Linked DNA regions of Homo sapiens: region 1 is linked to region 2. The links are chromatin loops, found by intact Hi-C in ENCODE. Cell type or tissue: heart left ventricle. All regions are shown on one strand. Each heading gives the region's core, and the rest is flanking DNA. Links, peaks and the distances in the headings are about the cores only.

Region 1 (17,026 bases), core at 4,137-12,136, 89 kb after region 2:
TATGGAATTCCATGTTTACATTTTGAGGACGTGCCAGACTGTTTTTCACAGCATCTGTACCATTTTATATTCTCACTAGCAATGTACAAACATTCCAGTTTCTCTTCATCCTTGTCAACATCTGCTACCTTCTATTTGTTGGTGTATGTGTGTGTTAAATTATAGCCATCTTGGTGGGTATGAAGTATCAACAGCATGTCATTGTGGTGTGGATTTCTGTTTCCCTAATGACCAATAACATTGAGCTTCTTTTCCTGCGTGTATCATCCATTTGCATATCCTCCTTGGAGAAATGTCTATTAAAGGACTTTGCCTATTTTTAAATTGGGTTGACTTTTTGTTGTTGAATTATAAGAGTTCTTTATATATTCTGGGTGTTAGATCCTTATCAGAATTATGATTTACAAGCATGTTCTTCCCTTGTGTGGGTTGTTTTACTCTCTTGATAGTGTCCTTTGATGCACAAAACTTTTTAATTTTGATGACATCCAATTTATCTATTTTTTCCTTTTGTTGCTTATGCTTCTGGTGTCATATCTAAAAAACCATTGCCCAAAATAAGGTCATACATATTTACTCTTATGTTTCCTTCTAAGAATTTTATGGCTTTATCTCATATATGTAGGGCTTTGATCCATTTTTAGTTAATTTGTTGGTGTGAGATGTAGTGCAACTTTATGATTTTGTGTGTAGATATCCAGTTGTCCTAGCACCATTAAAACAGAGACAGGGTATTGCTCAGCCTGTTGCCCAGGCTGGAGTGCAGTGGCACAATCATAACTCATTGCAGCCTCAAACTCCTGGACTTAAGTGATCCTCCCACCTCAGTTTCCCAGGTAGCTGGGACTACAGGTGCACACCACTATATTTGGCTAATGAAAAAACATATTTTTTTAGGGACCAGGGTCTTACTCTGTTACCCAGGCTGGTCTCGAACTCTTGGCCTTAAACAATCCTCTCATCTCAACCTCCTGAGTAGTTGGGATTACAGGCATAAGCCATCATTTTATAGCATTTGTGTACCTAACATCAGTTATAAACATTCATGTACCTAACAAACATCAGACCCCCAAGATATATCAAGCATAAATGGAAAGAAGAGAAGAAAGAAATAGGCAATTCCAGTTCAACAATAATGTTTGAAGACTTCAATAAGTCACTTCCACTGATTAAAAAAAATTTTTAAATAGAACTAGATCAAAGATCAATAACGAAATAGAGAACTTGAAGAACACTATAAACAAGCTAGATCTAATATGGCCGTGTATAAAACATTCAACCCAACAACAGCAGAATACAAATTCTTCTCAGTTCTCCAGATTAGACCATATGTTAGTCCAAAAAACAAGTCTCAATAAATTTAAAATTATTGAAATCATATAATGTATCTTCTCTGACCACAGTGGGAATTAGAAATCAATAACAGAAGGAAAACTGGAAAATTCACAAATATGTGGCAATTAAACAACACATACTTATAACAACCAGTTGATTGAAGAATAAATCAAAAGAGAAGTTAGAAAATACTATGGGATAAATGACAGTGACAATATAACAAACCAAAACTTATGGGATACGGCAAAACAGTTTATGGAGGGAAATTTGTAGCTATAAATGCTTATATTAAAAAACAAGAAAGATCTCAATTCAGTAATCTAACTTCACACCTTAAGGAACCAGGAAAAGGAAGAGCAAACTAAACCAAAACCTAGAAGAAGGAAGAAAATAAAGATTATATGTAGAATACAGGGAGCAAATAAAGAAATTGAGAATAGAAAAACAATGGAACCAACGAAGCCTAAAATTAGTTTTTTGAAAGCAACAATAAAATTTACAAACCTTTAACTAGACTGAGAAAAAAGAGAAGGCTCTAATTATTAAAATCAGAAATGAAAGTGGGAACATTACTGCTGACCTATATAGATAAAAAAGACTATAAGAGAATATATGAACAATTGTACACTAACACATAAAATCAATAAAATTTATTCCATTTAAGCATGTTTAGTGATATTAAATACATTCATAATGTAGATAACCTAGATGTAATGGATAAATTCCTATTAACATACAAACTACCAAAACTGATACCTTTATTAGTGTTCTTTATTTCTTTTCTTCTTTTTCTTTTTGAGATGGAGTCTTGCACTGCCACCCAGGCTGGAGAGCAGTGGCACGATCTTGGCTCACTGCAACCTCTGCCTCCCAGGTTCAAGTGATTCTCCTTGCCTCAGCCTCCCAACTAGCTGGGATTACAGGTGCCCACCACCACACTCAGCTATTTTTTTTTGTGTGTGTATTTTTAGCAGAGATGGAGTTTCACTATGTTGGCCAGGCTGGTCTCAAACCCTTGACCTTCTGATCTGCCCGCCTCAGCCTCCCAAAGTGCTGGGATTACAGGCGTGAGCCACTGTGCCCAGCCAGTTCTTTATTTCTTAATATGGCTTCAAGTTATTGTCTAGTGCCCTTTGATTTCATCCTGAGCTGTCATTTCTTGTAGGGCAGGCCTACTGGCAATAAACTCTCTCAGCATTTATTTATCCAGAAGTGTCCTAATTTCTCCTTTAGTTTCAAAGAATCATTTCATTGGACACAGACTTCTTGGTGGACAGTTTTTTTCTCTTTCAGCACTTTAAGTACATCATCCCATTGCCTTCTGTTCTTCATGGTTTTTGAAGAGAAATTGGCTGTTAATCTTCTCTCTTCCTGCTTTCAAGATTCTTGTTTTGTCTTTGGCTTTCAATAATTTAATTTTGTGTTTCTGTGTGGATCTTTTTGAGTTTATTCTACTTGAAGCTCATGGAGCTTCTTGAATGTGTAGATTCAATGTGTTTCATCATATTTGGGAAGTTTTTGGTCATTATTACTTCAAATATTTAAAAAATTATTGTAGTTAAATACACGTGAAATTTATCCCATTTTAAGTGTACCGTTCAGTGATATTAAATACATTCATAATGCAGTGCGGTCATTGCCACCATCCGTCTTCAAAACTTTTCATCTTGGAAAACTGAAACTCTGTCCCCATTAAACACTAACTCCACATTCCTCCTCCTCCCCCCAGGCACCTGGCAACCACCATTTTACTTTCTGTCTCTATCATTTTTCTTCAAATAGTTTTGAGTGCTCCATTCTCTCTCTGCTCTTCTTCTGACACTGCTGTTAAGTGTGCTGTTGGTATGTTTGATGTTGTCCTACAGGCCAGTTAAACTCTGTTCAGTTTTAAAATTCTTTTGTTTTTGTTTGTTTTGAGATGGAGTCTCACTCTGTCATTCAGGCTGGAGTGCAGTGGCATGATCTTGGCTCACTGCAACCTCCGCTTCCCAGGTTCAAGTGATTCTCCTGCCTCAGGCTCCCGAGTAGCTGAGATTACAGGCATGAGCCACCACGCCCAGCTATTTATTTATTTATTTTATTTTTAGTAGAGACAGGGTTTCACTATGTTGCCCCAGGCCGTTCTCAAACTCCCAACCTCAAATGATCTGCCTGCCTCAGCCTCCCAAAGTGCTGGGATTACAGGTGTGAGCCATCACGCTCGGCCTCTTTTTGTTTTTATGCCCTTCAGACTGGAGTATTTCACTTGACCTATCTACCTGTTCTCTAATTTTTCCTTCTGTCTGTTCAAATCGGCTGTGGGACTTCTCTAGTGAAATTTTCATATCAGTTATTATACTTTTCAACTCCAGAATTTCTATTTGATTCCTCTTTATAATCTCTCTCTTTATTGATATTCTCTCTTGGTTGAGATGTTGTTTTCTTAGTTTCTCTTTGTTCTTTTGTCATGGTTTCCTTTAGCTCTTTGAGTATATTTAAAAGAGTTAATGGAAAGACTTTGTCGAGTAAATTCAATCCTGGGCTTCTTCAAGGACATTTTTCACTACTTGGCTTTTTTTTCTTTCTTTACTGCGAATGAACCATACATTCTTGCTTCTTTGCATGCCTCATAATTTTTGTTGAAAACTGGACATTTGGAATATTATAATTTGATAATTCTGGATGGCACATTCTCCCTCTTCCCTGTGGTTTGCTGTTGCTGGTTGTGTGGCTAGTAGTTTTGTTTTGTTTTTAAGTGACTTTCCTAAACTATTTTAGTAATGACTATACTCTTTGTCATGAAGGGGGTCACTATTCCATTTGCTTAGTGCTCAGATAGTAATTAGACAGAGTTTCTTAAACACCTGGAGTCAAAAGATGTTTTTTTCCCAGTCTTTATAGCTGGACTCTGTGTGTTGGTCCACACCCTCAGTGCTCACCTGGGCGGTTTGCGACTGCCTTCCCCTTCACTTCCCCTTCACTTCCTGCCTTCCCCTTCACTTCCCCTTCACTTCCTGCCCTCCCCTTCACTTCCTGCCCTCCCCTTCACTTCCTGCTTGCTCAGAGCCTGCAGTTCAGCCAGAGGTGAGCACTGAGAGCCTCTCAGGTCTTTTCTGTGCCCCATCATGGGCATGCATGGGGGCCTTATAGACTCCCAAGAATATGTGGAATCTTCCAATGCCCTTATTTCCCAAAGCATCTAATTTCTCAGCTCTTCCTCCCAGGTTTTTTGGGGTGTCCATTGTTTTCTCAACTGATATCCTTTGTCCAGGTGGCAGTGACTGGTTCATTTGCCTTTAAATGTTCTGACCAAGCCTCTGTGTAGCTGCTTCTCTGGCTGGAGGGAATCTGAGTTGGCGAAATAAGGCAAGCCCTGTGTGTTAGTCCTTCAGGAAGCCGTCACTACTGTGCTCCTCTCCTGCCTTGTTCTGTTAGATCTTTAGAGAAGAAATTATTTACCTTCACATTTCACTTCCCCAGTGCTTGTTCCCCCTCTGCCCACCACAGGATGCCCCTGCCCACAGAATGTGACTGGAAAGCCCCTCATCAAGGTCTCCAAGAACTCCCATTCCTAAATCCTGAGTTGGTTTCTATCACTGTGAGTGTGTGTACCACGGCCCCTGAAGCCCTAGGTCACTCTCCATACCACTCAGGAAGCCTGTGCAAGATGCTCCTGACCCCCGCGACAGCCCTGTGGCCCCCACTTTCCCTGCACCCATCCCTGTGTGGCCTGTCTCTTCCAGCACAGCTGCCTGGCCTGCGCTCCATCCCCACCTTCCCCTTCTGGAAGCGAGCCGTGCCTCCTGCGGTGGGACCAGTGAGAGTTCCCCTTATGAGCCAGGCACTGGGGACAACAGGATGCCTAAACAGGAACCATTTGGTGGGTGTCTGAGGCCTCTGGACAGCGTTGTTCAGCAGGTGAAGGAGTCCATGTGAGCAGAATTTCCCCGAGGGTCGTGTCTCTGTCCAAATGTCCATCGCTGCAGTTTATGGACAGGGAGCGTCTGCCCCAGCCAGGCCCCACTGGGGATCTTCGAGGCACAGGTGGCCTCACTGCCACCCTCACTCCTGCCTCAAGGGCCAAAGCCAGAGCCCCCTGATATGGGCTGACTTGTGATGCCCCCGAATTCACATGTTGAAGTCCTAAGTTAAGGTCCTATGGATGGGCCCTAATCCAATGACTGGTGTCCTCTTGAGAAGAGGAGATGAGGGCAGAGACACACACAGAGGGACAGCCCCGTAAGGACACAGGGAGAAGACTGTGTCTGCAAGCCCAAGAGAGAGTCTTCGGGAACCAGCCCTGCCACACCTGGGCCTCAATTTCCAGCCCCAGGACTGTGAGGGACCCCATGTATGTGGCTCGAGCCCCCAGTCCGTGGACTTTGTCACAGCAGCCTGAGCTGACACATGCAGCTCCTCTCAGGTGTGGGGGTCCTTTGTGCCCACAGGGTATGGCCGAGGCCCCCAAACCCGACTATGCTCTCCTAAGGCGAGAAGAGTGGGCGGCATCGCAGCCCCGGGTCACCAGTGTGGGGGGTGTGGGTGAGGACTGGAGGGGACAGTGTGGCTCTGGCCATCTGCCTGTCTCCCATGGCAGGAGCTAAGAAACTACCCCCAGGAGGCCTCCTTCCTGCTGTCTGGTCTGGACACATTCCCACACTGTCCTGGGACTCCTCTGTCATCGCCGCCCTGAGACCTTCCTGTTCCCACCGGCCCTCCACCCACCCAGCCCAGCACAGGGAGCTCTGGAGACCACGTGTCTGTTCTCTGCTCTGCATCCCAGCGGCAAGCCCAGGGCTGGAGCAGGGGCCATCCCTGAGCGTCTGTGAGTGTCCACAGGAGGCCAGGATGGCCAAGCTCTCTCCGAGTGGAACTCCTGAGTGCTGGGACAGCTGGAGCCCAAGTCTCCACACCCACCCCCCACCGCCCGTCTCCCACCTCCCAGCACAGCTGGGGCCTGCCACCCCCCGGGACAGCCCCAACCCTTGCCATGGGAAGGAGCTGCTTCTACCCACAGTGAGTGGGGCATTAGCCTGAGTCACGTGGTGTCTGTGGGACTCAGCCAGTGAACAAGGCTTTTGGGCCCCACAGGACCTGGGAGGGGAGCCGGACAGCAGAACGTGCCACGAGGTGGACAGGAGCTTCCAGGTGTCACACAAGAGCCCCCCGAGGCCCCCCAGCTGGGGAAGTAAAGAGATCCACGGGGCCCAGCCCCCCAGAGCCAGGCCAGGCCCCACTCTGCCCCCTCCCGCCCTGGGTGCGGAGAGTCAGCACGGAGTCAGCTGGGGCCGCAGACGCTTTATTGGTGCTCAGGGGCAGAGGGTGACGCTGCTGGGGGTGAGACCCGGGTCAGGAGGGCCCGTCCCCAACCAGCGACCAGCGGAGGGTTGTGGTCTGCAGCCAGGAAGCACCGTGAGGAGAAGCCAGGGCTCGCCTGCCCGGGGGGGAGGTCAGGGAGGAGCCAGTGAGCATCTGAGACCCCGGGGCTGGGCGGCTGTGGCTGGGGCTGCTCCTTCTGTGTTGAGCTGTGCTGAGGCTGGGTGGGCTGGGAGGTCCAAGGACTGGCAGGGAGGTGGGGCCTGAGCCCGGCTGGCCCTGGGGGACATGACCGTCAGCAGCTGGACTTCTGGCCTGAGGAGAAGCTGTAGCAGGCCGGGCGGGAGCACACAGGGCGGCAGAGAAGGGACACACAGGAGGCCTGGCGGCAATAGCTGGGCTGGCGGGAGGAGGTGGGGGCACAGCAGGAGGAGACGGGCACGCAGCAGGCGGGCCTGCACACAGGGCGGCAGAGGAGGGACACAGAGGAGGAGGGTCTGCAGCAGGAGGTGGTGCAGCAAGCCGGCTGGCAGCCAGACTGCTGGCAGCACAAAGAGGAAGCCCCAGAGCAGACAGGCACACAGCAGATGGGTTTGCAGCAGACAGGCTTACAGCAGACAGGCACACAGTAGGACTGCTGGCAGGGGGAGGAAGTGCAGCAAGCTGGCTGGCAGCTAGACTGTTGGCAGCATGAATAGGAATCCTCAGAGCAGGTGGGCGCACAGCACACAGGTTTGCAGCAGACGGGCACACAGCAGGCCGGCTGGCAGGAGGAAGAGGCACAGCAAGCTGGCTGGTAGCTAGACTGTTGGCAGCACGAAGAAGCCCCACAGCAGACGGGCACGCAGCACACAGGCTTGCAGCAGACGGGCACGCAGCAGGCCTGCTGGCAGGGGGAGGAGGTGCAGTAAGCCGGCTGGCAGCTAGACTGCTGGCAGCACGAGGGCGTGCAGGAGCTGGTGCAGCCTGATTGGCAGGGGCTGGGCTCACAGGTCACCTGGCAGCAGGGGCTGGATACACGGCTCACTGGGGTGCAGACCAGGGTCAGGCAGGGGGCCGGGGCGCAGCAGCTGGTGGCGCAGCAGGGGGGCTCACAGCAGCTCTCTGGGCAGTCGTCCACCTGCCAGGAGTCGGAGTAAGCGCTGGAGCGGATGGACATGGTGGACGCGGCCATGCTGGGGTGGGGAGGAGGTGAGCTGGGGGAGGTGTAAGTGAGTGTGTGAGTGTGTCAGTGAGTGAGTTTGTGAGTGTGTGAGGTTCTTGGGGCTCTCAGGCTTTTATACCCCTCCTGGCCTTGTTGTTCCAGGGCCCACAGCTTCCCCTTCCTTGTTGCTGAGAGGCGGCGTCTGCCATGATTAGGGATGTTTGTTTGCTGGTGACATTGCCCAGCTCACAAATCTCCTGTCACACCTGGGCTATAGTCTGTTGCATGTGGAACCTCAGGGGCAGGAGTTGGGGTGGGCCTGATCCCAGCTGGGTTCTGGAGGCAAGGACGGCTGTGGGCGTCTGGTGGGTGGGATGTGGGTGGGATGTGCCTGGGGCCATCTTTGGTTGCTGGGGCATCGTCCAGCCACTGGCCCCAGCAGCCTCAGGACACGGGCTTCCTCTGCAGGAAGCCGGCCCTTAGGAATTATTTCCTGTGGTGCAAACTCCTCCTCTAGTATGGTCCTTCCCCTGCTGTAGGACACAGGACTCGCCAATTTCTAATCCCCATGGCCTCTGTGCCTCCTGCCCTCTGTTCATTGCCCACCCTGTCCTTTGCTTGGGAGGCAGCAGGACTCTGTTCCAGGGCAGGGATCGTGGGCTCAGCCCACTCCTTGCTGAGGCACAATGGCAGCATCGTGGGCTGTGGTTTCGGGTTCTGAACCCGTGAAGTAGCTGTGCTAGGCAGCAGGCAGCCGCCAGCCCTCGCCACTGCTGGAGCCATCTCCTCCGTGTGCCCTGCACTGCAAGCATCTTTTTCTCACCAGCCCTGCCCACAGGCCCCATCACACACCCCCAGGTCAGCCACAGGCAACTCTCACGGCTGCATGATCTTTGATGATGAATTGTTATCACCACAGGGCATGATGAAGTCCCGAGCTTCTTGCCTTATAAAATGGCCCTGATCACTTTCCAGGAACATTGCTACCCAGCAGCTAATTATAATATTGATTGTGATTTCACATTTTTATTTAAAAATTCAAGTACACATACGCATATTTCATTATAAAGTAAGACGTATTACACGATGTTGAGTAGAACGTCTTTGTTGCTGTGAATCTGGCAAAGCTGGAAACGGCCTCTCATTCTAAAAATAATGCTAACATTCTGGGTCAGACCTGTCCCCACAGGGTTTCTAAAATAAGACAGAAGTTGACCAGCTATGGCCAGCTGCCACACCCCACCAGTGCTGCCCAGGTTGTAAGAAGGAGGCTGTGGAGGCAGGGGTGGCCCTTCAGTCTTACGCAAAGTGTGGTGTCCCAGGGAGAGAGTCCTCCAGCTACTGTCCCTGGGGGTGTCTCTAAAGTGGGTCCTCACTGAAGAGGCAGAAGCAGCTGGTAGAAGCACAGGATCACTGGAGCAGCCGGAGAGAAGGTGCAGCAGTGGCCAGTGAGCCCCACAGTGGTGGCCCTGCACATTCCTTCCCCCGTCCCCATCACTGAAGAAATTAGAGCCCAAAACAGGGAGAAGGGGAGCAAGGAAAGAGAGGCCATGCCGCTCCCCGCGGCCTTCCCCGAGGTCCACTCAGACTTGCATGTGGGAACGCTGGGGATAGGACTGGGTTTCAGACAGGATAGAAAAGTTTTGAACTGGTCCATTTTGGGCTATGGATTTGGTTCTGCTCTTTCAGGCCATAGCTTTATGATACGCTTCAATCATAGATAATTCAAGTCCCATTATCAATATTTCTTTTTGTAAAAAAAAATTTTTTTTGTAGAGACCAGAGTCTTGCTATGTTGCCCAGCTGGTCTTGAACTCCTGGGCTCAAGTGATCCTCCTGCCTTGGCCTCCCAAATTGCTGGGACTACAGGCGTAAGCCACCGTGCGTGGCCCATCATCAGTATTTCTGTGCCAAGTCTCCTAACTTTTCATGCTCATTTTCTTTGCTGTGCTCAGCTCCCATTCTTCAAAGGTAAGCTTCATGTGGGCAGGAAGTGTGGTTGTCTTGTTCACCACTCAGTCTCTGAGGGCCTAAAATAATGCCTGGAATAGGGAAGATCCTTCATAAAAATGGGCTGAAATAATAAATGTTTTTGGAGAAATTATCGAAGAGTAATTTTGACCTCTGAAAACGATTCCATTATGCTACCTTTTTCTTATGCTGTATAAAACTCTCTGTCAAGTTCTGCTTTTGTGTGTGGGGAATTGGCTGACATCAGACTGGCCATCTAGCTGAGAAAAGTTAGGAAACCTGGTTTAACAAACAAAATCTCTATTTGAGGGCACCAGGAGTCACCAAGACAGCTGAGACTTGAGTGAGTGAATCCCTATTAGAGGGAAAGTGCACAGAAGTGAGTCTAATATTTCTTCTGGATTTTCTTATTGAGGCATTTACTGATTCACAGACTACAGCCATGAGGCTGAGGCTGAGCACAGCTTTTAGTAGTCTCATACAATTGGAAGACAAAAACATAGAGTTCAGGACCTGACAAGGAGGAGGGATTCTGGTAAAACAACAACAACAACAGACTGTCAGTTGGAAACAGTGAATATAAGTGAAGGATTACGCCCTAGGATGAAGGAAAAAACGGAAAGAAGAATGAAGCCCACCTTTAAATCAGCTCGTATTGAACTCATATGATCTGCCTGTAGCCTAAGTGCCTCCCAGAAACAAAAGTGATCTCTTCTGGAGACAGCAGCATCAACAGAGGCTCAAATCATCTTGGAAATTTTCATGAAGTCCTGGATTCAGTCAAAAATTACTAGGGCTACTAGAAGACAAACCAACTGACCAAAGGACCAAGAGGAAAAAGCAAACAAGAGAAACAGATACACAGGACCTTTAGATATTAGAATTGTCAAACTGGAATTTAAAATAATGCTGATTAGCTTGCTCAAAAAACCAGAGGACAAATGGAGAATTTCAGTGTCAAACTAGATTTATGAAATGGAATCAAACAGAAATTCTGGAAATGAACATAATAGCTGAAATTAAGAACTAAGTAGATTAGCTAGACAACATATTAGACAAAACCAAAGAGAAGATTAGTGAAGAAAGGGAGATGAGGAAATTCAGCCCTGAGTACAGAGATGGGAAAGAAAAGAGGGAAATGAAGAAAGTGGAGTAGTAAGCATGCCCTTATGTTGTAAATAATTATGAATATAAATGGTTGAAATCATAGGAGGAGATGAGTAAAATAAGGGTAGTAAAATATTTGAAGGTTTAATAGACAAGAAGTTTAAAGTGATGAAAAACATTAACCCATAGATGCAAAAAGCATTTAAGAATGTTTAGCAAGGTGAATACAAAGGAAACCATGCCTGTGCATATTGGGGCTGAAATCCAAAGACAGAGAAAAATTTAAAAACAGCCAAGGGAAAAAAAAAGAAATATTACCTTTAAAGAAGCAACAATAGCATTTACAGATGACTTCTCAGTAGAAATGATGGCAGCCAGAGGATGATGGAATGATATATTTACTGTCTGAAAGAAAAGAAGCACCAAGCTAGAATTCTACACCTGGGAAGAAGATCCTCAAAAATGAGGACAGGAAAATGATGTTCTCTGGATGCTGAGAGGTTGTGTCACCAGTAGGATCTGCACTACAGAAAATAAAAAGATAATTAGGCAGAATGAAAATGATCACAGATGGAAGCAAGAAGTCGAAAAGGAAATGAAGTGTAACAAAAGGAGGACAACATGGGGAAATCTAAATGAATATTTACTGTATAAGATGTCTTAGAAGTTGTAAAATATTTATAGAAATGAAATACATGGCAAGAAGATCACAAAATTCAGGAGGGGGCTACATGAAGTTAAAGCAGTCTTAGTACACTATACTATCTGGGAAATAATATAAGATCTAATTTACATTAGACTTTAAAAAGTCATAGATTCATGTTGTAATCTCCACTAGAGTAATGAAAGAATATACAACTCAGGAGGAAGTAGATGAGTGTAGTGGGTTGAATCTTGCCTCCCCAAAAGTCATATCCACCCAGAACCTCACTGTGTTAAGCTGGTCTCGCATTGCTATAAAGAAATATTTGAGACTGGGTAATTTATAAGACGAAAGTTTAGTTGGCTCATGGTTCTGCAGGTTGTACAGGAAACATGGCGCTGGCATCTGCTCAGCTTCTGGGGAGGCCTCAGGGGGCTTTGCTCATGGTGGAAGGTGAAGGGGGAGTGGGCATGTCACATGGCAAAAGAGTAGCAAGAGAAAGAGAGTGGGGGATGGGAGGTGCTACACGCTTAACCAGATCTTGCCAGAACTCCCTCACTATCACAAGGACAGCACTACTAAGTCATGAGAGATCCGCTCCCATGAGTCAAATAGCTCCCCCAAGGCCCCACCTCCAACAGTGGAGATCACATTTCAACATGAGATTTGGCAGGGCCATACAACCAAACCATGTCACTCACAATGTGACCTTACATAGAAATAGGGTCTTTGTAGATGAAATTAGTTAAAATGAGGTCATACCGGGTTATAGTGAACCTTAAATCCAATGACTAATGTCTTTATCAGAGAAAGGAGAAGGAAGTTCAAACACACACACAAAGGGAAGACGGCGTATGACAGCCAAGGCAAAGATTGTCATGAGGCAGCTATAAGCCAAGGGACGCCAAGGTTTGCTGGGAGCACCAGAAACTAGAAGCAGCAAGGACAGAGTCTCCCTTGGAGCTAAGAGAAAGCATGGCCCTGTGGATATCTTCATTTCAGGTGCCTGGCCCTAAGAACTGCGAGATAATAAATTTCCACTCTTATAAGTCACTTTTTTGGTGACATTTGATGTGGCAGCCCAAGGAACTAATACAGTGAGGGGAAGATGGGGGCATAAAAAATCTCAAAACACTAGATCCAAAAGCAGTAAAGCAAGGAGATAAAAGGGAGTAGATTCCTTGCGTAAGCAAAAACCAAAATGAGATGGGAGGTTTAAGCTCAAACGTATCAGCAAAGCCCCACATTCTTGCCAGTCCTGCACAGCAGATGTGTTGTTACTTTAGTCAACACAGCTATACAGAGAGAGTCCTTTGGGGTTTAAGTTTGTATTGCCCTGATGACTCATGATGTGGAGCATGTTTTCATGTATTTATTTGCCATCTGTACCTGCTCTTTAGGGAAGGGTCTATTTAAGTCTTATGTTATATGGCAAAATACTAAGCACCATGGGGTTCCATGCATATAACATTTTGGAAAAGGTAATTGTAAAGGGACCAAAAAAAATGTCAGTGGCTGCCAGGGACTAGGATGGGGATGTGGAATGACTACAAATGGCCATGAGGGAAATGTATGGGATGATGAGAGGAGTCTATGTATTGATTGCGTTGGTGGAGACACAACTGTCTATATTTGTCAAGACACCGAATCCACACAAAAGGAACAAAAATACAAATATCCCATATTGATTAAATAACTTGAATCTAACATCAAAAGCTTTCCTACAGAGCCAACTACAGACCCAAATACTTTCCCTGCTGAATATTCTCAAACAACTGGGAGAGAAATAATACCAGTCTTAAATTTATCAGCTTGTTTTATTAGGCTGCCATAATTTTCCAGACCTTAGGAAGTGGGGCCTGAAGTATTGGCTTCTAGTGAGAGCAACTGAGGAATGATATGTGCTGCCCAGGGGGCCACGTGGATGTTACCTGGGGACATGATGGCCCTACTGGGGAGGGGCCAGCCATAGGCCAGGAAAGGAGCCTGATGAGGAAGCCACTGTCATACAGAAGCTGGAGCAGACTGATCGGCGGGGGCTGGGCCCACAGGACATTATGTAGTGATTAATGTCCATCCATCAATAAGATATATCAATTATAAATATATACATGTTTATCATCAGATCACCAATGTATATGAAACAAAAATGGACAGATTTGAAGAAAGAAATAGACAGTTCCAGTTCTACAGTAAGAGTTTGAGACTTCAATAAGCCATTCTCTCTAATTTAAAAAAGTATAAAATAACAGAACTAAATTTTTATTCAATAAGGAAATAGAGGACTTGAAAAATGACATAAATCTACTGGGTCTAACAGATATGTGCAAAAACACACAACCCAACTACAGCAGAAAACTCACTCTCCTCAAGTTCACATGGGACATTCTTCAGATTAGATTTTACCTTAGGCCACAAAACTAGCCTCAATAATCTAAATTGATTTGAATCATACAGAGTATCTTCTCTGATTACAATGGAAGGAAACTAGAAATCAGTAACAAAAGAAAAGCTGGAATTCACAAATATGTGTAACCTAATAGCACACTTTCAAACAACCAATTGGTCAAAGGAGAATTCAAAGAGAAGATAGAAAACTCTTGGAAAGGAATGAGAAAGAAATCACAGTAACCCAAAACTTAACGAGATGCAATGAAGGCAGTACATAGAGGGAAATTGATAGCTAGGAATGCTTACATAAAAAAATAGAAACATCTCAAATCATTAATTTAACTTTACACCTTAAGGAACTAGAAAAAGAGCAAAGTGAATCCAAATTTAGCAGAAGGTAGAAAATAAAGACTAGAGTGCAGATAAATGGAATAGAAATTTTAAAAATCAATCGAATCAAGGAACAAAAAAGTTGGTTCTTTGAGAAGAGCAACAGATTTGACAAACCTCTGTCTAGACTGATTAAAGGAAGACAGATTCAAATAACTAAAATCGTAAATGAAAATGGGAACATCACTACTGACCTTACGTTAATAAAAATAATTATAAAGGAATACTATGAATATTTGTACCCAACAAATTAGATAACCAAGATGTAATGGAAAAACTCCTATAAACATACAAACTACCAACATGGCTACCTTTGCTGTTGACCTTTCTTCATTCATATTGCTTTAGCTTACTATCGACTGCCTTTGTATTTCAGCCTGAAATAGCATTTCTTGTAAGGGACATCTTTCAGCAACGAGCTCTCAGGTTTTATTTACCTCAAAATGTGTTACTTCTTCACTTTTGAAGGATCACTTTGCCAGATGAAGACGTCTTTTTGGTTGTTGGGTGCTCCCCACCCCTGTGCCCAAACCCAGCATGTTAAATATGTCATCCCAACGCGTTCTGGCCTCCATGGTTTCTGATGAGAAATCCGCTGTTAGTCTTCCGTCCCACTGCTTTTTACATTCTCTCTTTGTTTTGACTTTTGAGAGTTTGATTATACTGTGTTTTTATGTGAATCCCTCTGAGTTAGATTGATGTGTTTCCTCAATTCTGGAAGTTTGGGCCATTATTTCTTCAACTATTTTTTCTGCTCCCACTGTCTCCCCTCCAACTGGAAATCCTGCTAAGTGTGTTGGTATGCTTGATGGTGTCCCACAGGTCTTTTCAGATTTGTTTATTTTTCTTCATTCTCTCATCTGCTCCTCATTTTCTCATCTACTCCTCAGACAAGAATACTTCAATGGATCTATCTTCTTGTTCACTAATTCTTATAGCTGCTAAAATCTGCTGTTGAAACCATATCATGAGTTATTTATTTCAGTGACTGTACTTTCCAATTCCAGAACTTCTATTTAATTTCTTTTTAAATTTCCTCCTATCTCTTTATTGATATTCTCTATTTGGTGAGGTATCATTCTCCTGGTTTATCTTAATTCATTGTCTGTGATTGTATTTAGTTTTTTAAACATGTTTAAGAGAGTTGATTGAAAGGCTTTGTCTAATAAGTCCAATTCTGGGCTTCCTCAGGAAGATTTTCCATTAATTGCTTTTCCTCCTCATGAGTAGCTTATATTTCTTGCTGCTTTGCATGGCACATGCCTCTGGTGAAAACTGCACAGTGACAATTACAAAGGGATATTTCTGGGTATCAGGCTCTCCTCCCTCTGCGCAGTTTGCTGTTGCTGATTGTTGTGGATTGTGGTTGTTTTTGTTTGTTTCTGTCAGTTTTTAAAAATAGTTTCTTCACCATGTGTGCTCACTGTTCTATTAGCTTAGTGCTGAGATAGTAATTTGACAGAGAGTTCCTTAAACCCCTGGAATCAAAAACTTATTTTTCTTCAGGGTTTGTAGCTGGGCTCTGTATGTTGGTCCACGCCTTCAGCACTCGGCTGGGGAGTTTGTGACTCTGCCTTCCCCTTCACTTCCTGCTTGCACCTTCACTTCCTGCTTGCACCTTCACTTCCTGCTTGCTCAGAGCCTGAGGTTCAGCCAGAGGTGAGCAATGAGAGCTTCTCAGCTCTTTTCTGAGCCAGTGCCCCATCATAGACATGCACGGGGGCTTTCTGGACTCTAAAAATATGTGGAACCTTCTAACTCCCTTATTCCTCAAAGCATGTCATCTCCTAGCTTTTCCTCCCAGGCTTTTTAGGGGTGTCCAGTGTTTTCCCAACTGAAAATTTTTGACTTAGGTGTCAGTGACTTGTTCATTTACCTTTAAACGTTGTAACACACACCCTCCATATAGCTGCTCCTCTACCTTGAGATAGTCTGAGTTGGTGAAATAAGGCAAGCCCTGTGTGTTAGTCCTTCAGGGAGCCACCAGACGGTCGAAACAGGCAACTGCACTGCCTTACAAACAAGGTCCACTCTGCTTCCCTGGCAGCAGCACCCCACACCAGGAACTCCGGCTGCTGCCTTCCTGACTGTCACCCAGCTGGGGATGGGGGATGGGGCAAGGGGAAGTTAAAATCCACAAGGTTCTCCTATTGGGCTCTGTTGCTTTTACTTGATTATGTGTTCCCTTGCTTGCTGCAAAGCTTTGACCATTTTCCAGAGTTTGGATAAAGTTGATTTTACCAGGTAGTGTTTGTTTGTTTGTGTATTAGTCCTTTTTCACACTGCTATAAAGATACTATCCAAGACTGAGTAATTAATAAAGGAAAGAACTTTGATTGACTCAGTTTCACATGGCTGGGGAGGCCTCAGGAAACTTACAGTCATGGTGGAAGGCAATGGGGAAGCAAGGACCTTCTTCACATGGTGGCAGGAGAGAGAAGCAAGTGAGAGCAGGGAAAACTGCTTTATAAAACTGTCAGATCTGGTGAGAACTCACTATCACTACAACAGCATGGGGGAAACCAACTCCATGATCCAATCACTTCCCACCAGGTCTCTCCCTCAACACCTGGGGATGACAGTTCAAGATGAGATTTGGATGGGGACAAAAAGTCCAACCATATCTGTTTGTTTTGCCAGTTTCTGATGTTCTGTGGAGGGACAGGCCCTTACAGTTCCCCGCTCCACCATTTCCTCTGTCATCGGTCTTAGCAGGCACAGTTTGGACACTCTTTTTGAGGGTATTTCTA
Region 2 (11,538 bases), core at 3,481-11,480:
ATGCAGATGTTGGTATTTGAAATAAGCCAAAAGTCAGTGATTGAGGGAAAAGGAGGAAAAAATAGTTCTTTCTTACCCCTATTCCCTTGATTCTCTGCAAGAGAACATACTGTTGAGTCAGTCCTTTGGAGATTTTGTCTCCAGCAGTAAATGATTGTAGAAATGATGACCTGCGCTGGGGGCAGGGGAGTTTTGCCTGTGGAGATGTCATAGCTAGAGATGCAGGAAGGCTTTACCCACCCCTCCCCCGCCAACAGTAGCTGCCTTCTGTCTTCCTGGAGCGCGTGGCCCCCTCAGCCACTCCACACCTGCCTTCCACACATGGACATCAGACCGACTGTGGACAAATGTGGCAGAGCCCAGAATCTTCAAAGAGAAACTCCAGGGCCCTCCTTAAGTTGCAAGTGTGACATAATTTACTGAGTCCTTGGAAAGGGTTTGTCTGGGCTGAGTTCATACTAAAGAGTCTCATAGAAATTTATGGGATATTATTATAGAGCAGAATATTGTGGAAAACAGTAAATAAATGCCTAATTCATGTCTCAACCTACTGAAGGAAGGGGGTCCATTGAAAACAGATCCCGGCCAGGCACTGTGACTCACACCTGTAATCCCAGCACTTTGGGAGGCAGAGGCAGGCAGATCACGAGGTCAGGAGATCGAGACTATCCTGGCTAACATGGTGAAACCCCATCTGTACTAAAAATACAAAAAAAAAAAAAAAAAAAAAAAAAGGATCCGGGCGTGGTGGCATGCATCTGTAGTCCCAGCTATTTGGGAGGCTGAGGCAGGAGAATCACTTGAACCCGGGAGGCAGAGGTTGCAGTGAGCCGAGATTGCGCCACTGCACTCCAGCCTGGGTGACAGAGTGAGAGACTGTCTCAAAAAAAAAAAAAAGCAAAAAGAAAACAGATCCTACCATCAAATAGGTCACATTGAAATTCCCTAGAGGGCTGGGCACAGTGGCTCACGCCTGTAATCCCAGCACTTTGGGAGGCCAAGGCAGTTGGATCACAAGGTCAGGAGTTCGAGATCAGTCTGGCCAACATGGTGAAACTCCGTCTCTACTAAAAATACAAAAATTAGCTGGGCATGGAGGCGTGCGCCTGTAATCCCAGATACTCGGGAGGCTGAGGCAGGAGAATCGCTTGAACCCAGGAGGTGGAGGTTGCAGTGAGCCGAGATTGTGCCATTGCACTCCAGCCTGGGCAGCAGAGTGAGACTCCATCTCAAAAAAAAAAAAAAAAAAAGAAATTCCCTAGAACAGTGGTTTCCAGGCTTTTACGCTTTAATTTAGGAGAATCTTTTTCCCCCAAAGTGACATTACGTAGAACTCCAATATATGATAATAATAAAAGCAGAACTCCTCTGTTTGTGAAGAGGTCAAGATCCAGGAGCCTCACACCCTCAGTTCAACCCCCTCCTCTTCCTCCACCTCCTCCACTCTCCCCGCCCTACCTTAGCGTGTATGTTGGAAAATAATTTCAGAAGCACTGCCCTATCTATCTTTTTATGTATTTATTTATTTTTGAGACAGAGTCTCACTCTGTCATCCAGGCTGGAGTGCAGTGGTGCAATCTCAGCTCACTGTAACCTCTGCCTCCTGGGTTCAAGCTATTCTCCTGCCTCAGCCTCCTGAGTAGCTGGGACTACAGGTGCATGCCACCAGGCCAGGCTAATTTTTGTAATTTTAGTAGAGACGGGGTTTCGCCATGTTGGCCAGGCTGGTCTCGAATTCCTGACCTCAGGTGATCCACCCACCTCGGCCTCCCAAAGTGCTCAGAATACAGGCATGAGCCACTGCGCCCGGCCCTATCTATCTATCTATCTATCTATCTATCTATCTATCATCTATCTATGACATATTTTTCTGGAAAATCACCCACTTCCTTTGTGTGTGTGTGTGTGTGTGTGTGTGTGTGTGTGTGTGTATACATATATGAGTGATTTATTTTAAGGAATTGCCTTATGTGATTGTGGGGGCTGGCAAGTCCAAAATCTGCAGGTGAGTTCAGCAAGCTGGAGATCCAGGCAAGAGTTGGTACAGCAGTTCGAATCTGAAGGCCAACTTCTGGCAGAATTCCCTCTTCTTCATGGGGAGGTCAATCTTTTTCACAAGGCTTTCAGTTGATTGGAAGAGGCCCACCCACATGATGGAGATAATCTGCTTTTCTCAAAGTCTCCTGATTTAAATATTAATCTCATCTAAAAAATACCTTCACAACAATATCCAGGCATGTTTGACCAAATATCTGGGTCCCATGGCCTAGCCAAGCTGACACATAAAATTAACCCTCACACTAGCAAATGTGAGAGCATCATTAATTTTCCAAATGAAGGCACTTTCTCTGAGGATACTTCTCATGGGCTCTGAGCAGGCAGTCCTGGACCCGTGGAAAAGGGGGTAGCTTTCCTGAGAGTGTGGGACTCAGTTTATGTCCAGCATATTTTTCTTTACTCACTTGGTTCAATATGATGAATGCTATTTTATAGTACCACTCCTTTCAGTCTAGTGAAAAGAGGTGATTAAGAGGAAAAGCAGAGGGTGGAGATAAGCTGGGCATTAGGTTCTATTTGACATGAAATTAATTAGTTAATCCTGGGCTCCTTACCATGGAGATTTACAAAGTATCTCTATTTCAGGACTGGTTCAAATGTCTCCCATTTTGTGACTCTTTCACCAACTCCTCAAAGCCATACCCCTCCTGTAGGCTCTTGTGGTACTTTTTTTTGTCAGGTGGAAATCTGTATGGTGGTGTCTGGTGAGTGAAAGCAGAGACAAGTGACAGGGACATCAAACCCTGTGAATGTTGGTGGAGTGAGGGCCGAGGCAGAGCTAGAGTTGCTCAGGAGAGCTTCAGGGATAAAGAGGAATGTTATGTGCCAACCAGGGAAAAAGAAATGGAGAGTATTTAATGATCATGAACATATATACACCTAACAATATAGCATCGGAATTTATAATACAACAATAGACAGAATTACAGAGAGAAATGGAACAGAATAGAGAGCTCAGAAACATACGCACTCACACAAACACACACAAATTGTAGGCAATGTTGGTAAAACTGTCTACTATATGGAGAAAAAGCAGGGTAAGACCTGGACCCAAGTACTTAAAATATGTCTAAATGTATTAAAGATCAAAAACTGAAAGGAAGAATTATAAAGCTAATAAAATATCAGGTCCAGGGGAAAAACAGAATATCTAAGGGCTTGGTAAAACATAATTTTAACATACATCTAGAAAACTTGGGTATTCAAAAGACTCATAGATAAACTCATGAGAAAAGGAAGAAGGACAGAACACAAAAATATGCAACATTAAATATGAGAAAACAGAATTGCAGATGCAGAAGAGATTTATTTTAAGGACATTTTATGTTAATTATTTGTTAATAAATTTGAAAATTTGGAGGAAGTAGGTGATTTTCCAGAAAACTATGTCATCACTATTATCTCATGAAAGAGTAAAAAACCAGAATAAACCAATAATCATAACAGAAATATGAAAGTTTAAAGCATTTACCACCTGAAGAGTCCCCAGCTGGAATTGAAATGTAGAGTGTATATTAGCTATTTTTATGGGATCAACGATATTTTTCTTAGATGTGATAATCTTATTGTAGAAATTTGGAGTGTCCTTATTTTGAGGTGACAGTGCAGAGATATCTAAGAGTGAAAATCATGTTAATAATTTACATCTAAATGATTCAACAACAAAAAAGAGTTTACATGGGCACATGTAGACATGAGAGAGAAAGCAAATGTGACAAAGTAGTAACTAGCAGTGCATTGGGGTGAAGAGTGTTTGTCAAATTTTCTGTAGGCTGGAAAAGTGTTTTAAATGTTGCAAGGTGAAGAAGGCTCAAAAGTTTTCACAAACGAGTTCCAGTTTATCTTTAAGAAACAAATTTTATTAGCCAAAATATTCTAGACCATATAAAAGCATGAAAAGCACTCCAATTAATTTTATAAAGCTAGCATAATCTTAGTATCAGCCCACAGTCAAGATAATGAGTTCATTCACTGATTGGTTACACATTTATTGAATGGCAGGCACTGAAGATACAAGGCTGAACCTAAAGAAGCATGGTCTGGGCCACCTGGAGCTTCCAGTCTGGGCAAAAACACACACAATGATCACCTAAACAAGGGATGAAAACCACCACCCTGAAGTAGGGGCAGCACATAGTGCAGTGAGAGCTCCTAATGGGGTGGCTTTCCGCAGAGGAGTTAATTGGGATGGGGACAGAGGAAGGGTGTTCAGGGAGAGGGCCCAGCCTGGGGGCAGCCTTGGTAGGCGGAAGCTCATCATGGATGCGTGCCTGGGAGACCCTAGTGGCTGCAGCATAAAAGGGAGGGCAGGTGCAGGGCTGAAATTGCAGCTGGGTGGCAGGCGAGACCACTCCAGGGCCCTATAGGTCACATCCTGGAATGTCGTCTTTATTCTGGGGGCAACCAGAAGTCCTTGAAGGGAGTTCTGGCCTAACCAGTTCTGGGTTTTGCAGAGACTGCTCTGAATAGATCCAGGGGACCTGAAGGAGATGTGGGAGACTATTGGGCAGTGAAGGCTATGGGCAACGAAAGTGGCTGGACCAGGAAGGTGGCCAGGAAGGAGAGCAGGAGTGCTTGAGGTTAAACTCAGTGGGTCTTTCTGAGAGAGATGCCAAGGATGACTTGAGGATTTCTAGCCTGAACCCGTGGATGGGGGGTCATTTTTGAGATGGGAAACATTTCCCACCTCAGTGGAGAGGGGTGGGCTGTGGCACCCATTTCTTAATCTCTGCATTTAGGGAAGACCAAAGCCTGAGGGGACTGCCTGGAAACAGCACTAAGAAGAGAAGAATGTGTATAAAGGCGACATCAGACTGAACTCAGCAGTATATTAAAAGAAAAATGCATCCTCACTCTGTGTAATCTATTCCAGGAATGTAAGGAGGTTCAGCATTAGGAAAGCAATACTTGTAATTAATTCCATTAACAACTAAAATTGGAAATGTGAAACCATATCAACTGATGTGCAACAGCATTTAAGAAAATTCAGCAGCCATTCCTACTCTGAGAGGAAAAGAGGGAAAATTCTTTAATATGTTAATGACTACCAAACCCCACAGCCATTACCATTGAAATTTGGAATGAAATAAGAAGTCTACTATTGCCACTATTTTCAACATTTGTTTTGAAGGCTCTAGTTCATGCTATAAAATAAGAAAACAAATCTATTGGTACACATAGTAAAACTGAAGAGGAAAATTATTTATCCTAGAAAAACAAGAGATTCTAAAATCACATAGTAACTTCAAGGTTGCTAGATATAACTATAAAAAATGAAACAATTTTCTTTATACAAGCAATAACCAATTACAAATAGAAATGGGGGAATATGTTTACAATAATGATGAAATCACAAAGAAATTTATAGGAAGAACTTTACAGAGAAAATACAGGACCTCTACAGTCATAACTATAATTTAAAAAAATAATTGAAGATTGGAATAAACATATCTTCAGCGGGAAGACTTCATATCATAAAAATGTCCACCATTCTCAAATTAATCTATGGAGGTATTGCCATTCTAATAGGTATTTCTATAGTGTTTTTTCCTTGTTTGATTTTGATTTGGGAGGTGCAGATGGAAACCAATAATTTTTAAAGTCCATGTGGAAGAGTAAGTATGTTATAATTTCTAACACATTTTTGAAAAGGGAAACTAATGCATATATTATCAGTATGAACCCTTACTATAAATACTGTTATTAAAATAATATAATGCTGGCAAAGGAAATTGACAGAGATAAATAGAGCCAAGATTAATGGAATAGAGCCAAGATTAATGGAATAGATCCAAGTATATATAGAAGCCTAATTAATCATAAATGTGACATTTCAAGGTGGTGGGAAAGAAGTATGTAATAAATGGAATGTGCATAATGACTTTCTGGAAACAGAGTTAGATTCACTGCACTCCATATGCAAAATCACATTCCAGATGGAAGAGAGATCTAAATAGACACATACAATTCAATAGCAAAAAAGTCTAAAAATTGTAATTCAAAAATTGTCTCCAAGTTTAGTGAGCATTAGAATAAAAATTGTATTTTAAGACCCATAAAGTCTCAAAGAAAATATTGCTGACTAAATGAACATTTTAAACACCTGGCAAAATGACAAGGTAAAACAAAGCATCCAAAAAAGGGAAGCAGGCCAGGCGTGGCGGCTCATGCCTGTAATCCCAGCACTTTGGGAGGGCGTGGTGGCTCACACCTGTAATCCCAGCACTTTGGGAGGCCAAGGCAGGTGGATTACTTGAGCTCAGGCATTCAAGACCAGCCTGGGCAACATGGCGAAACCCCATCTCTAAACACACACACACACACACACACACACACACACACACACACACACACACACACACACAGAAGCAATCAGGATAAAGCAGACAAAGGGTAATACCCTACTATTTAAGGATCTCTTCAAAAGAAAAAAAAAATAAATGGGAACCCTAATGTAATGGGTCAAGGGTCAGATTCTAGTGTTAGATTTTAAGAGCCAAAATTTCCTCTCCTTGGAGGTCAAGATTAATAATTATGTTGTTCTTAGTCATATAAAAGACCTACAGTATTTCTTGTTTGAAAAAAAAGAGAACTCTTTATGTGAGAAAATAATCTCTTATTCTCTTATTAAATAACTAATGAGATCTAAATGACTTTCAAATTGGAATTCTAGCCTGCATTTTCTGGAGACAATGGACCTCACTTGTGCCTGGTCAGTTGACTCAGTGACTGATGGAGCCAACTGCTCAATGATGGGGAGCCCAGCCTTGGATGGCCTGGCCCAACAGCATATAACCCCAGTGTATTAGTTCATTCTCACACTGCTATAAAGAACTACCTGAGACTGGGTAATCTATGAAGAGGTTTATTTGACTCACAGTTCCACAGGCTTAACAGGAAGCATGAATGGAAGGCCTCAGGAAACTTACAATCATGGTGGAAGGTGAAGGGGAAGCAAGCACGTCTTACCACGGTGGAGCAGGAGAGAGAGAGCAAGGGAGGGAAGCACCACACACTTTTAAACCATCAGCTCTCCTGAGAACTCACTCACTACCACGGGAAAAGCACGGGGGAAATCCACCATCATGATTCAGTCACCTCCCACCAGGTCCCTCCTCTAACACTGGGAATTATAATTCAACATGAGATTTGGGTGGAGACTCAGAGCCAGGCCATATCACCCAGAGAGTTGGCTAATGCTCATTGTCCAGGCTTGCCAAGTACTCCCCAGTCTATCTAAACTCATTGTCAAACACCACGTGTGTGCCTTCTCTTTTTTTTAGATACCTTTTCAAATGTCATACAACAGTGGTCATTATATACCAAGTGATGGTGTATCCTGGAAGAATTTTTGTGTCTTTAAATTATTAAAAACCAGCCTGGGCAGCATAGTGATGCTATTTCTACAAAAAAATTAAAAATTAGCTGGGTATGGTGGTATGTGCCTCTCTGGTCCCAGCTACTTGGGAGGCTAAGGCAGGAGGATCACTTGAGGCCAGGAGTTCCAGGCTGCAGTGAGCCATGATCTTGCCACTACACTCCAGCCTGGTGACAGAGCAAGACACTATCTCTAAAAAAGACAACAAAAACCAAAATACAAAGTCCTTCTGGGGTTCATAGATCACAGAAGTGATGGTTTAGTTTAATAAAACACAAAACTGGAGGAGTGAATGTAAGAGTGTTATTTTTGTAACATAAAGTTATCATTTTCAGTTTCTCTTTGAGCTCTGTTCCTTGTTTTCTTGGAGAATGCATTGTTCCCTGGTTGGGGCATGTTGAATATTTAAAGACATGGACACACTTCACAGCCGCCTTTGGCCAAACAATGACACGCTAAGGGTTACTTCTGCAGCTTGATGAAGCCCGTGATGACCTCCTGGGGTTTGTTACTGATCTGACTTGATTAACAACCTGTGTCCTTAGAGGATAGATGGAGCCCTCCTCCTCTTCTATTGATCGTCTCTGTTTCCCTTGAAGCAGACAAATTGAGTGACAGCCTGCACCAGGATGTGTTTGGGGGAAGTTCTTGGAACATTTTCTCTTTTGTCGTTTGGAGGCAGAGTTAGCAGACCTGGGATGGGCTGCCGTTCCTTCCTATGCTGTGAGGGCCTGGTGCCCCGTGAATTCCCTTGTTAACAATGCAGCACTTACCCAACCTGCTTCTCGGGAGTGAAGCTCAGTTCTGATGTCTGATGTTATGGCAGGGACATGCTTTCTTCTTTGCACATGCATTTCTCTTAGTGGGTTCTGGGGATTCGTCTCCATGAGACTTTGATACACATGATGTGGAGGATTTCTCTCTTTTCTTTTCCTCTTTCTTTCTTGCTTAGTCTATTTTCACACCGCTATAAAGAACTACCTGAGACTGGGTAATTTACGAAGAAAAGAGGTTTAATTGACTCACAGTTCCACAGGCTTAACGGGAAACATGGCTAGGAGACCTCAGGAATCTTACAATCATGGCGGAAGGTGAAGGGGAAGCCAGCACATCTTACCAAGGTGGAGCAGGAGAGAGAGAGAGAGAGCAAAGGGGAATGCCCTATACCTTTGAAGAAACAGATCTCATGAGAATTCCATCATGAGACAGCACAAGACGGATGGTGCTAAAGCATTGGAAACCACCCCCATGATCCAATCACCTCCCACCAGGCCCCTTCTTCAACATGTGGGAATTGCAATTTGACATGAGATTTGGGTGGGGACTCCTTCCCCTCCCCTCCCCTCCCCTGCCTCCCTCCCTCCTCCCCTCCCTTGCTTCTTTCCTTCCTTCCTTCCTTCCTCTTTCTTTCTCTCTCGACAGTCTTCCTCTGTCTCCCAGGCTGGAGTGCAGTGGTATGATCATGGCTCACGGCAACCTCCACCTCCTGGGCTCAAGTGATCCTTCAATCTCAGCCTCCTGAGTAGCTGGCACTATAGGTGCACACCATCACGTCCAGCCAATTTTTAGAATTTTTTGTAGACATGGAGGCTCACTATGTTGTCACTGTTGGTCTTGAACTCCTCGGTTCAAGCAATCTTCCCAGTTCGGCCTCACAAACTGCTAGGATTTCAGGCGGGTGCCACCTCGCCCAGCCTAAGCAGGCTTCTGATCACTGATGTCTCAGAGCTCCGCGTGGGTGAGCCAAGCTTGTGTCCCTGAGGAAGGGGCTGTGGAGTCCACCTGCAAATGCACCTGCTTTTTCTCATCGAGCATTTTGGAGCTGGTGTTCCCTGGGTCGTGGTTCCAGAAATGCTGATTTAGGTACGTTATAGCTATCACTTAATTTATAGGACAGCCCTACCACATGTGTCCTCCTAGGCACATTTTACAGACGTGGAAGTTAAACCTTGGAGAATGTAAGTGACTTGTCCAGGGTCACACAGGGAGCTGTAGAGGAGGGAACTCTGAGCTTTCCTCCTGCGCTCAGCACATCTTTGTGAAGTTTCGTATGTGAGGAGGATTTCCACTGGCTCACCCTTAGTTATCTTTGAGGCTATTACTAGTGCTACTGCATCAAATGTAACATAAGAAAAATTTTGCCGGAAGGGTTCAAGGCAGCTTAATTGTGATTGTTTAAATTAGCTCTGGAGTGCCACCTGCCCATCATTTGGGGGGAGTCCCCATCCCCTCAGGGGCGTGGTCTCAGAGGCCACTGTGACCCGCAGCTGGCCTGGGAGCGGCCTGGCCCAGGACAAAGTTCTCATGGATTGGGACACAAAAGAGGAAGACTCCATTTATTCCATTTACACAACGATCAGGCCTTTCGCTCCTCTGAGGAACCACGTCGTCCCTCATTAGGTTAGGGTTGTCAGGAATGGTGCTATGTGGAGCGTTTCCAGCTGCTGAGCCCCAGTGGGGTGGGGAGCCCACTCAGGAAGCCTCTGTCCTGGCACTGCATGCCCACCGGAGCTGGCAGGGGGTCCTGGGGGGTGAGGGAGACACACCCCACCCCAGGGCTCACTTGGGTGCTGGAAGAGGAGTCACATATAATGGGAGACCTTCAACCTCCCTTCATATGATGCCAGTTAACTCAAGCCTCATAAATAGGACTACGAATTAATATCTGTGAATTAATATTAACTATGAATTAATATCCCTGGGGGCAGGGCCGGGTAAAAGAGGAAGCGAGAGGGAGACAGAATGAGCCTGTCCCATCGCAGGGGCTGTTTATGGGAAGAGCCTCCAGAGCCCCAGGAGCTCTCTGTGCCTCCCCACTTTCTCCCTCTCCCTCTAGGTCTTTCCCCAGTCTCTGTCCCTCTCTTCGGCCCCTTTCTCCTTCCCTCCCTCCATCTCTGTCTCTCTCCACAAGCCCTAATGACAGGGTCTATGCTCTTGGAAAACTCATTGTGTCAGAGGTCCCAGAGTGGGGGCTTCCTTCTGAAACTAGCAGGAGTGTGTGCACTTTGTGGGCCTGTGAACCAGGGAAAGCCATCGGCCTCAGACCAGTTTGCCAGGGCCTCCACACCAGGCACAGAAACGCAGCACCCAGTTGCGTTGGAGATTTCTGCAAGAATGCTGCGTTCAGTGCTGTTTGGAGAGGGTAGGGGGGCAGGGCACTTTTGTAAAAAGAATACTTCTAGTTAATAGCTGCTCCCCTCGAGTGGCATGCCCATTGCAGTGTCGAGAGGTCAGATGCGAGGGTCCTCGGCTCTGGATGAGTGACCATGGCCGTGCCCCTTCCCTGAGGGACACTCACCCACTCCTTCTCATTAGCTGTTCCCTTTAAGGACCGACTTCCCTCCAGAGGGAAATTCCTGAAACCCAACAGTTGACAAACCCACACACCCTCGGGAGGGCTGGGCACCAGATAAAAAGCCCTCCGAGGGAGCCCAGCCCCTCCTGGGGATGGACGGCCGCTGCCGCCGGGGGACCCAGCAGAGCCCGGGACCTGCCGCCTAGACCCCCAGCAGAGCCTGGGATCTGCCTCCAGGACCACCCCCCACCCCCCGCAGAGCACAGGACCTACCTCTGGGACCCCCCCTCCCCACCACAGCAGAGCCCCGACCTGCCTCTAGGACCCCCTAGCAGAGCCCCGACCTGCCTCTGGGACCCTCCAGCAGACTGTGGGGACCTGCTGCCCAAACCCCCAGCCAGAGTGCACCCGCCCCACCCGCTCCCGGCCTGCCATGGTCGCCTGTGCCCCTGGTCCTAAAAGGCGGTGAGCCCAGGGAGCCTGCGCCTGAGGGAAACGGGTCTCCTAAGTTTCTCTGGCTTGTTCTCAGCTCTCCGCAGCACGATCTATTTCTGTCTTTCCTTTTGGAAAGTGTGCTTTGCCAGCGACTAATCCCAGGCCGGGCCGAGATTGTTATCACCTGTCACCTGCACGCAGGGCCCAAGCCCATCAGGGAAATGAAGAGATAAACCAGCGGCTGCAGCCCAACCTGCCAGGGGCCACCTGCCTCCCGCAGGCAGCAACCAGAAGCTTCCCCACTGCGACCGCCAGGGCCACCTCTGTCCCCGCCTTAGGCCGCTGGCATGTGGCCGTCGCAGTGACCCCCGGG

The links. A loop is a pair of places that touch in the nucleus more often than their neighbours do. Peaks named below come from ENCODE experiments on the same cell type or tissue, not always from the same donor. Only the 100,000 strongest peaks of a DNase experiment are listed, where the experiment ranks them.
Region 1: it touches region 2 in a loop (2.0-fold over the local background); 5 of 110 quality-filtered maps call a loop at or near these places.

The regions. Positions count from the first base shown.
Region 1 is chr21:44,617,950-44,634,975 of GRCh38, reverse strand. The region is part of intron 1 of TSPEAR (thrombospondin type laminin G domain and EAR repeats); the gene reads left to right. It overlaps KRTAP10-9 (keratin associated protein 10-9), which reads right to left and starts at 7,883. Exons shown (of 1, transcript NM_198690.3): 1 at 6,598-7,883. The coding sequence starts at 7,804. The coding sequence ends at 6,926. RefSeq lists an enhancer at 8,263-8,958. In heart left ventricle, for the core only: no CTCF peak of the experiment used is centred there; DNase peaks (open chromatin) are centred at 7,020 and 8,535; H3K27me3 peaks cover 2,595 bases.
Region 2 is chr21:44,711,620-44,723,157 of GRCh38, reverse strand. No RefSeq gene overlaps it. Among named protein-coding and RNA genes, the nearest start is that of TSPEAR, 5.8 kb to the right of the region's middle. In heart left ventricle, for the core only: no CTCF peak of the experiment used is centred there; no DNase peak of the experiment used is centred there; H3K4me3 peaks cover 197 bases; H3K27me3 peaks cover 3,617 bases.